Regions from separate parts of the Homo sapiens genome. Here region 1 is linked to region 2. A link is a contact called in ENCODE Hi-C or POLR2A ChIA-PET data. All regions are on one chromosome and are shown on one strand. Each heading gives the region's core, a stretch centred on a gene start or an enhancer-like site at or near the end of the contact. The rest is flanking DNA. Distances are from core to core; before and after follow the strand shown.

Evidence for each region. Hi-C counts contacts between places; a loop is a spot of excess contacts on that map. ChIA-PET counts read pairs that join two places held with the same protein, here RNA polymerase II (POLR2A). Pooled maps may share reads with other maps.
Region 1: a map of mammary epithelial cell shows a loop between it and region 2 (5-fold over the local background). The contact joins two enhancer-like sites. A Hi-C loop is called at or near these places in 7 of 168 maps with a recorded cell type or tissue (Calu3, MCF 10A, PC-9 and 4 more), 1 of 37 single-sample maps with no recorded cell type and 5 of 50 pooled maps. POLR2A ChIA-PET finds 5 or more read pairs at or near these places in 6 of 52 experiments (A549, AG04449, H1 and 3 more).

Annotation. Positions count from the first base shown.
Region 1 is chr2:9,284,753-9,289,347 of GRCh38, forward strand. All of the region lies in intron 2 of ASAP2 (ArfGAP with SH3 domain, ankyrin repeat and PH domain 2), which reads left to right. Among named protein-coding and RNA genes, the nearest start is that of ASAP2, 80 kb to the left of the region's middle. RefSeq lists an enhancer at 2,542-3,741. Within about 2 kb of position 2,444, at least 9 of the 41 ENCODE cell types and tissues checked have a DNase peak (open chromatin) inside an H3K27ac peak, as active enhancers do; they include PC-9, ascending aorta, endothelial cell of umbilical vein and 1 more, where a contact is called at or near this core.
Region 2 is chr2:9,250,025-9,255,087 of GRCh38, forward strand. The region is part of intron 1 of ASAP2 (ArfGAP with SH3 domain, ankyrin repeat and PH domain 2); the gene reads left to right. Among named protein-coding and RNA genes, the nearest start is that of ASAP2, 46 kb to the left of the region's middle. Within about 2 kb of position 1,772, at least 11 of the 41 ENCODE cell types and tissues checked have a DNase peak (open chromatin) inside an H3K27ac peak, as active enhancers do; they include PC-9, ascending aorta, endothelial cell of umbilical vein and 1 more, where a contact is called at or near this core.

The sequences.
Region 1 (4,595 bases), core at 1,194-3,693, 35 kb after region 2:
TACATTATCAGGTTCCTGCTGTATGTACTTACACTGCTTTCTTAGTGTAGGAGGGGTGAACTTACAATTTTAGATGTAAGTGGTGTGTGTTACGACAGGCCCTGTATTCTATTCTTTGAGGATTTATATGGATTTATGTAGAAGGAAGATTTAAGATGCCTTACAATGGAGGCTGGAAAACTGTGGCCAGACACCTGTGTTTTCACAGCCTGAAAGCTAAGAATGGTTTCTTACCATCGTTACCTGCACAATAACCTCAGTATTGCCTCAGCAACCCACAGTGTGATGGTCTCTGGAGATGGGGCCTTTGGGAAGTAATTAGCTTTAGATGAGGGCATGAGAGTGGGGCCCTCATGATGGGGTTAGTGCCCTGCTTAAATATTTACTCTCTGACTTTCTAGGAAAAAGTTTTTGAATCCCTGCATTAGAGCAGTGGTTATAAACTGGAGAGAGTATCAGAATACCCCGGGGTCTTGTTAAAATAGGGATTGAGTTTCTGGTTCAGCAGGTCAGGGTTGGAGCCTGAGTATTTTATTTGCTAATTGAAAAAGCTCCCAGGTGACGGCACTGGACTTTGAGAATCCTACCTCAGAACCCCCCATCCCCACTTCAAACACTGAACTGGGACAAAAGGGTATCTGCATGTCCCACGTGTATACAAAACAGTAGTCTTCTTCCACAATAGTCAGTGCATTATGTTTGCTCCCAGTCTTCAAAATGATGGCAACCCAGCCAGCTGTATTTTCTGGAGAGTCTTAGCTTGGGTTTCCAAAAGCAGTTGTCATAATGATTTATGAGAAACTGTTTGCCACTCAGTGATGGATTGCTTATTTATTTTAAACTCTTACTTGTCTAAAATTTCCCAAGCTCTGGCTCAGCCCAAAGGTGTTCCTTCCACACCCCAGGAAGTTGAAGCTAACATTTTTAGCTGTTTGACATATCAGTGGGTGGAAAAATTCATCTCTATCAAGAAGGAAGCAACAGAAGATTTTCATTTTCACTTCTCTAGAATTATTCTGTCATAAGGACTTGTTAGAACATTCTTATCGAGAGTGATATTCCTACCCTCAATCAGAATATCCTAGAAAATTATCACATTCTTGAAAGTACAAAGAAATGCTGATTTTCCCTCAAATCCTTACCATCTCCCACATACAAAAGAAAATGAGAATACAACAACTTTGTGTGTGTGTTCCTGCCTGTTGTTTGCAGTGTTAATTGGAATATGATATTAAAATACACTTCAAATTCATACAGAAAACTATTTCTATTGTAGATATTATCAATTAGAACAGGGCAGTTCAGAACAAATATATATAATAGTTGAGGAAATGAAGTTTCACTGTGCATTAAGAAGATACTGGCTGGGCACGGTGACTCACGCCTGTAATCCTAGCACTTTGGGAGGCTGAGGCAGATGGATCGCTTGAGCTCAGGAGTTGAAGACCAGCCTAGGCAACATGGCGAAACCCTGCCTCTACAAAAAAATACAAAAATTAGCTGGGCATGATGGTGTATGCCTGTAGTCCCAGCTGTTTGGGAGGGTGAGGCAGGAAGATTACATGAACCTGGGAGGTTGAGGCTGCAGTGAGCTGAAACTGCACCACTGCACTTCATCCTGGGTGACAGAGTGAGACCCTGTCTCCAAAACAGAAAAAAAGGAAAAGGATTTTTTTTAAAAAAGGAAAAAAAAAAATATATATATATATACTGTATCTGATTTCTACCTGTTACATGAGAAAATAACAAAATCAGAATAATCTTTACTGTTTGGCAAGCTTACAGTAACTAGTACTCTGCTCCATTGTTGTGGCACTGAAAACATGCACGCAGAGTTTCTGGAAAGCAGTTTGGTGGTACACATCAAGAAAAATAACAATCTTTTTGTGGAAGGAGATCCATGCACAAAGATGTTCACTTTGTTGTTGCACTGCTTATCAAAGTGAGAAATTGGATGCCTCCTATATATAGCTGAATTAGGATTTAGCTGCTTGCTGGAATTATGTTTATACAGCAACAGGAAGAGAAATGCTTGTGATGAAATCTTCAGCAATAAAATTCAGGATGCAAAATTTATGTACACCGTGTGTGATTAAAAAGGAATAGATGATAAATGATGATAAAGAATATTTTTATTGATATTCACAAACGAGGGTAGAAGCATAGTGGTAATAAATACTCATGAGGTATTTGTTAGAATATTTGTATTATAAAGCTAAATAAAAACTTTATGTGAATTCCATCCTTACAGCCTTGTGAGTTGGGTCCTGTCCATTGACAGATGAGCTCACAGAGGCACTGAGTAGTGATCTGCCAGTGTCATCTAGCCAACAGTTGGAGGAGCTGAGATTCAAAACCAGGTGAGCGTCCCGTCTCTGCTTCTGACTGCTGCGGCATGCTGCCTGGTGCTGAGGCGGGAAGTTGCTGGGGGCACACGGTGGAGAAAACAAGCAGCAACGTGGGGAACACCCTACGTGCCACCTGGCTGAGCCATCGTAGTCCTTCTGAAAAATTCCAGGTGGTTTTGGTTGATTACAGGGTCAGTGTGAGCCAGTACGTGGCACATGCCCCAAAGGTGAGCCACACATGACCTCAGTGAAGTCTTTGGTGCTTATAAATAAGGTTGTTGTTTCATTATTTAGTTGTAAGAGCAGCATTTAAAGAAGAACCTGAAAACCTTAGGGATGGAGAAACCTCCTTGTAGGACGGATATCTGAAGGACGCGGGGCTCCTGGTTTCGGAAGGGGCAGGAGAGGGCGTACATGAAGGGCTTTCTCTGGCTGAGGAAGGTAGACATAGTATTTGTTCCTCTCTAGAGGAGGCTTTCACAAGAGCAAGCCTTGACTCAGATATGAGGGAGAGGATAACTGGGTGAGCAGACTGAGCGGCGAGCTGGTGGTTGGAAGGTTCCTGCAGCGGGTGGACGGCCTCTGTCTCTGAGGAAGTTATAGAGGGAGGTGAGGACGTGGGCTCGAAGGCCCTGGAGATGTCTTCCAGTTGTGAGACTCTGGAGTCCAGCCTTCTCCCCGCTGCTGGCTAACAACAATGATTGGAATTTAGATGGTGACTTGTGGAATCCTGTCCGCAGTGACCACTGCATTAGTCATGGAAGGAGGGTACCTCTGAAGGAACACAGAGGTCTGTGACTTAACTAACGTCCAAGTGTTGGCATGAATCATACTTTGGTTCAGAGGTATCTGCTATTTAATTTGGCTGGCTTTTATAGTCAGCCAGTCTGTGGGCCAACCTGCTGGCCGCATGCATCTGTAAGACATGGGGCTGCAGTTTCATCAGTGGTTCTTTAATCTTTTGGTTATCATAGACATCAGTAAAAATAAGAAGGCTGTTTTGGATGATCCCTCCAGGAAAAGGTACCTTTACATAATTTTGCATACACTGTTTGGGATGCCCATACCCCCATAAACCTGTCCGCAAACCCAACCTACCAAGCAAAAAAGCTCAGACCTTGAGCTTAAATCTTCTACCAAATCAACACGATGACTTCATCTGTTTCCTCATCTGTAAAATCCTGCAGAGTTGTAAGGATGAAAGATATTTCTACACGTATGTCATCTCCACAGTGTTCATGGTAGCTACTATCTGAGGCTTTAGAGACCATGTACTTTCCAAGGGCTGCTTGTCCCTGAGGGTGAGGCTCCAGGATCTCGTGAAACCACAGGAGTCAGCTTGCTTCCCAGGGGCTGTGCCCTCCATGGAGTTGGGTGGGGGCAGCGTGTGTTTTTAAGTCATCACTGTGGTGAGCGTGGGGTCATGGGGTATGACGTGGCAAAAATGAAGGGCTGAAAGCTGCTTACCCTGGCAAAATGCACATTCTGTAATGTAGCGAGTCAGATTGCTTTGCCAACATGAACTCTTCCTCCATTAAAGGATGTGAATATAATTGGGAGTAAAATTTCTAATAGCTTGTACTCCCCATACAACAAATGTTGAATTCACCTCTTGGCTTTGAACCCCAGACACCTTGGGGTAGCCTGTCTCCAGGCTAAAGGAGAGCCCTGCAAGTTTTTTAGTGAAACCCCCTTCCCACCACCTCCAACCCCCTTCTCCTTCCCTGATTTGGTCTCAGAGCACCCCTAGGAGGGAAGCAGCTCTCTGGTTAAGGAGAGTCTAGGGTGAGTCAAGCAGCTGGTAGCTCAGTTTTAATCTCATGCCATACTACATTTTCAATGAGGAAATTCCTCTAAATGTCATCTGCTCCAAGAAGCCTTTTCTGTTACCAGCCCCCAGAAAATGTACTCCTTTCCCCATAGAGTGCTGTGTTTCCACCTCGTGTAATTTACATCACAGTGGATTGTTTTCGCATGTTTATCTTTGTCTTGCTAAGTTGTGTGTTGGCAGGTACCAAGGTTTATTATCTTTCTTGAATGCAGATCTCTTAGAAGCCTTTTGGCTGCTCTCCGTTACCTGGGATGAAGTTCCTCATCTCTGGCTCCTGCCTGACTCTCCAGCCCTTCCCCATGCTCTGGACACACCAAGCGCCTTGAATTCCCCAGAGCTCATTTTGTTTCTTGCCTTTGTGTCGCTGCACTGAACTGATGGGCTGAGTCTTTCTCACTTATTGGATGCTTGCTTCT
Region 2 (5,063 bases), core at 522-3,021:
CTTACTTGGAATATTTACTTACTCACTTGAGTTTCAGTTTTATCATCTGTAACATGAGGAAAATAATACCTACCTCAATTGCTTTGTAGGGTTTCATAAAGCTAAAATAATACCCATGATCTCCTTGGGGGCAGAAACTGCCAGGATCATTTTTAGCATTTAACACGCTGCCTGACACAAAGTGGTCATGTAACATTTGTTGGATAAAACTCCACAAACTGTAAGGAATGTTACACACATGGTAATTATTACTAATAATTCAGCAAATGGTATTTAACCACAGACTTCCTGCCTAGGCACCAGGGAAAGAGGGGAAAGAACACGACATGTGAATACACAGCTGTCCCTAGGGCTCCTGGAGTTCTCGCGGTGCCCCAGGTGCCATGCATGACTTTAAAGATGGGAGTGGGGATGCAGGATGCCAGACATGTGGCCCTTGGGTGGGAATTGGGACCCCAGATCTTTAATCACTTAAGCCTTGGGAGGTGTAAAAGTGTTTTCCCATTCCACAGAGGGTACAAAAGGATACAGGGCACATTGCACGGCCCCCAGGGCAAATGCAGTGTGGTGTGCTCTTTCATTTAAGCCGAGGCCACAAGTAACTATCGGACAAGGTTGGAAGCAGAAAGCAGTGAGCACCCAGAGAGGAACAGGAGTAGGCTGTGGAGCTCAGGAGCTCTGAATCAGAGCCAGGGTGGAGCGGAGGTGTCTCAGCCCCTGAGATGTTGCAGTCTTCCTGTTAATCTGCCTTGTGGAATTAAGCTATACCTGCGGGGTCCTAGGGATGTGATTCAGCACAGGCCACCATGGGCCATCTGTGAGCAAAGTGCTGAGCCCACCATGGTGGAAATACAGAAATAGACAAGACTCGGGGCTTGCTCCCGGGGAACTTAAAACAGTGAACTATGAAACGAGGCGTGGTGAAAGTCAATTTCTTACAGAGATAAGATGGGAACCCGGAGTGGGCAGGCTCACCAAGGAGGTGGCATTTGGGTGGATCTTGAAAGGTCTGTAGAGTTTGAATTGGAGACAGATTAGAGGTGAGAAAACACACTGAGGTGTGGAAACCCACAGGTTCTTCAGGGAATAAGTGGACGGGAGTGGAGCGTGGAGGGCTGGTAAACAGATCGCGAAGGAGATTTTGAAAGGAGGAACGTGGCCAGAGCGTTGTCACATCAGGAGTTTAGTCCGCAAGTAGAGGTGGGCCCTGTGGCTTTCCCTCTAGTCACTTGTCTTACAGAGAAGGGGACTGAGGTTGTGAGGGTGGGGCTGGCATTTGACTTCGTCCCACTCCTTCCCATCTTCTGGGCTCCATCTGCTTGGTACTCACGTGTAACAGCCTTAGGGGACCTGCCCTCCCTGTGGGGGCCCAGACCTGGGGAATCTGGTTGAGTCTGGCTGCTCAGTGGGTCTGGGCGCAAAGCATGTGGAGAAATTGAGAAGCTCGAAGCAGAACAGCTAATCCCTGATGTCCGTCGGGTGGGTTTTGTATGCTTAATAAGTAAAGATAACGTGCATTTTACACTTTACTAAAACGCATTACCTCATCTGACTTTCCTTTTCCCTCCATCCCAGCTGGTGAGTTGGGGACTCAGTGACCCTTGGGAGAAGGGGAAGGGAGCAGCTGGGGGGCGCACCTTGTTGAATTCATGGGGTCTTTCCTGGGGACCTTCGGTTTTGTGATGAGGAAGTGGAGTGGCTGGAGGACATCAGCGTGGCAAATGGAATGCCTTCAGGAATGACGCAAGGGGAAGGTGGCTGTGGCTGAGGGTGAGGAACAGCTGCCAGGAAGGAAGACTGAATGTGAGTTTTCTGGCAGTGATGGATGGAGCAGAGATGGGCCTGAGGCCACTGACAGGGAGCTTTAGGAATGAGAAGCCTGTGCCCACATTGCTTTTTTTTTTCTTTCCTTAATTTTTTTTTTTTAATTATCATCTGTAGCTCATTGAATTTAGTTCATCAGTTATTTGAAATAAATCAGATGTACTTGGGAAGTACTGGCCAGTAGGTGTTAGAGTGTTAGCCTGTACAAAACCTTCCCTCTGGGAAATGCTGGAAGGAGAGCCTTCGTGTCACAAAAGCCGTTAACACACACTGTGAGGTGCCTTGGAGAGAGGTCACTCAGGCCAGGGAGGGCAGGCGTGCCTGACACCAGCTGCTAGGACTGCATTGGAGTGAGGCCACTCAGCCTTGAAGGTCAAAGAGCAGATGACAACTGAGAGTAATTGATGAACCAGGGACTGTAGGAAGAGTCATTTTAAATAAGGCCTTTGGGGCTGTGCGCAGTGGCTCTTGCCTGTAATCCCAGCACTTTGAGAGGTCGAGATGGGTGGATCACTTTTGGCCAGGAGTTCAAGACCAGGCTGGGCAACATAGCAAAACCCCATCTTTACTAAAAATACAGAAAATTAGCTGGGCATGGTGGCACACGCCCAGCTACTCAGGAGGCTACGGCAGGAGAATCGCTTAAACCCAGGAGGTGGAGGTTGCAGTGTGCTGAGATCACACCACTGCATTCCAGCCTGGGCGACAAAGTGAGACCCTATTCCCCTAACACCCCCGCCCCCCAAAAAAAGCCTTCGGAAGACAGTTAAAGAATTTAGGAACACGGCCGGGTGCAGTGGCTCACGCCTGTAATCCCAGCACTTAGGGAGGTTGAGGCGGGCAGATCACGAGGTCAGGAGATCGAGACCATCCTGGCTAACACGGTGAAACCCTGTCTCTACTAAAAATACAAAAAAATTAGCCAGGCGTGGTGGCGGGCGCCTGTAATCCCAGCTACTCGGGAGGCTGAGGCAGGAGAATGGCATGAACCCAGGAGGCGGAGCTTGCAGTGAGCCGAGATCGCGCCACTGCACTCCAGCCTCGCGACAAAGCGAGACTCCGTCTCAAAAAAAAAAAAAAAAAGAATTTAGGAACACAAGCAGATAGTGCGTGGGCCCAATCACTGGTCCTACACCAAGCATCTTGACTATTTAGTTGTTCACTGCAGCCCTCAAAAGCTGCCCGTGCATCCCTAAGCCCAAGCCAATCCCGAGGCAACAAAGAAACGAAAGTCGTTTTTTGTTGTTTTTTAAAAAGTTTTTAAAGTCAGCTGAATTGAGGTCTACTCTGCAAACAATAAAATTCACCAGTTTTTGTTTTTGTTTCTGTTTTTTTAAACAGTTTCACTCTTGTCACCCAGGCTGGAGTGCAATGGCGCGATATTGGCTCACTGCAACCTCTGCTTCCTGGGTTCAAGCGATTCTCGTGCGTCAGCCTCCTGAGTAGCTGGGATTACAGGTGCCCGCCACCACACCTGGCTAATTTTTGTATTTTTAGTAGAGACAGAGATTCACCATGTTGGCCAGGCTGGTCTCCAACTCCTGACCTCAGGTGATCCGCCCGCGTTGGCTTCCCAAAGTGCTAGGATTACAGGCATGAACCACTGTGCCCGGCCAAAATTCACGTTTTAAATGTGCAGTTTAGTGGGTTTTGTGAAATCGTCTAAGCACCCTACAGATGTAACGTAGCAGAGTGCCGTCACGCAGAACTCCCCTCTTCAGTTGGTTCCCCCATTCCTGCCTCCTGTCATCTCTGCGCTGCTTTCTGTCCTTACAATTTTGCCTTTCTTAGAATTCCGTATAAATGGAATGATAGGGTATGTAACCTTTTGTGTATGATTGCTTTTGCTTGACCTAGTGCCCTGGAGATTACAATGTTACATGTATCTTTAGACCACTCCTTTGCATTGCTGAATAATGTTCTGTTGTATGGATACAGAGTAAGTTCCCCCTTAGCTGCATTTTACTCTCCAAGGTTTCAGTTACCTGAAGTCATCCCAGGTCCGAAAATAGTACATACAACGAGATATTTTGAGAAAGAGACCACATTCACATAACTTTTATTACAGTATATTGTTGGCCGGGCACGGTGGCTCATGTCTGTAATCCCAGCACTTTGGGAGGGCGAGGTGGGTGGATCACAAGGTTGGGAGTTCGAGACCAGCCTGGCCAATATAGTGAAACCCCGTCTCTACTAAAAATACAAAAATTAGCCGGGCGTGGTGGCACGTTCCTGTAGTCCCAGTTACTCAGGAGGCTGAGGCAGGAGAATTGCTTGAAGCCAGGAGGCAGAGGCTGCAGTGAGCAGAGATTGCACCACTGCACTGCACTCCAGCCTGGGGAACAGAGGGAGACTGTCTCAAAAAAAAAAAAAAAAAAAAAAAAAAAAATATATATATATATATATACACGTGTGTGTGTATGCATATATATAGTATATTGTTATAATTATTCTATTAGTCATTGTTGTTAATCCTAATTAATGTGCCTAATTTATAAACTAAACTTTTTTTTTTTTTTTTGGAGGCAGAGTCTTACTCTGTTGCCTAGGCTGGAGTGCAGTGGCATCATCCCAGCTCATTGCAACCTCTGTCTCCCGGGTTCAAGCAATTCTCCTGCCTCAGCCTCCCAAGTAGCTGGGATTACAGGCATGCACCACTACCCCCAGCTAATTTTTGGATTTTTTTTTTTTTTTTTTTTTTTTTTAGTAGAGACGGGGTTTTACCATGTTGGTCAGGCTGGTCTCGAACTCCTGACCCCAAGTGATCTACCCACCTCAGCCTCCCAAAGTGCTGGGATTACAGGTTTGAGCCACCGTCCCCGGCCTATAAACTAAACTTTATCAGAGGTATGTGTGTATAGAAAAAAAAAACCCAGTATATACAGGATTTGGTACTGTCTGGTTTCAGGCATCCACTGGGAGTCTTGGAATGTATTCCCTGAAGATAAGCGGTACTACTTGTTATCAGTTCACCAAGTGATGGGCATTTGGGTTCTTTCCAGTTTTTGGCTATTATGGATAAAGCTTCTATGAACATTTGACTACAAGTCTTTGTGTAGGTAGACACGTTTTATATTTTGACTTCGGGAAATACCTGAGAGTGCAATTGCCGTGTTGTGTGCTAAGTGTGTGTTTAACTTTATCAAATGCTGCCATCCCATTTTCCAAAGTGGCTGCATCATTTTTCATTTCCACTAACCACGTATGAGAGTTCCAGTTCCTTCACTTCCTCATCGGTG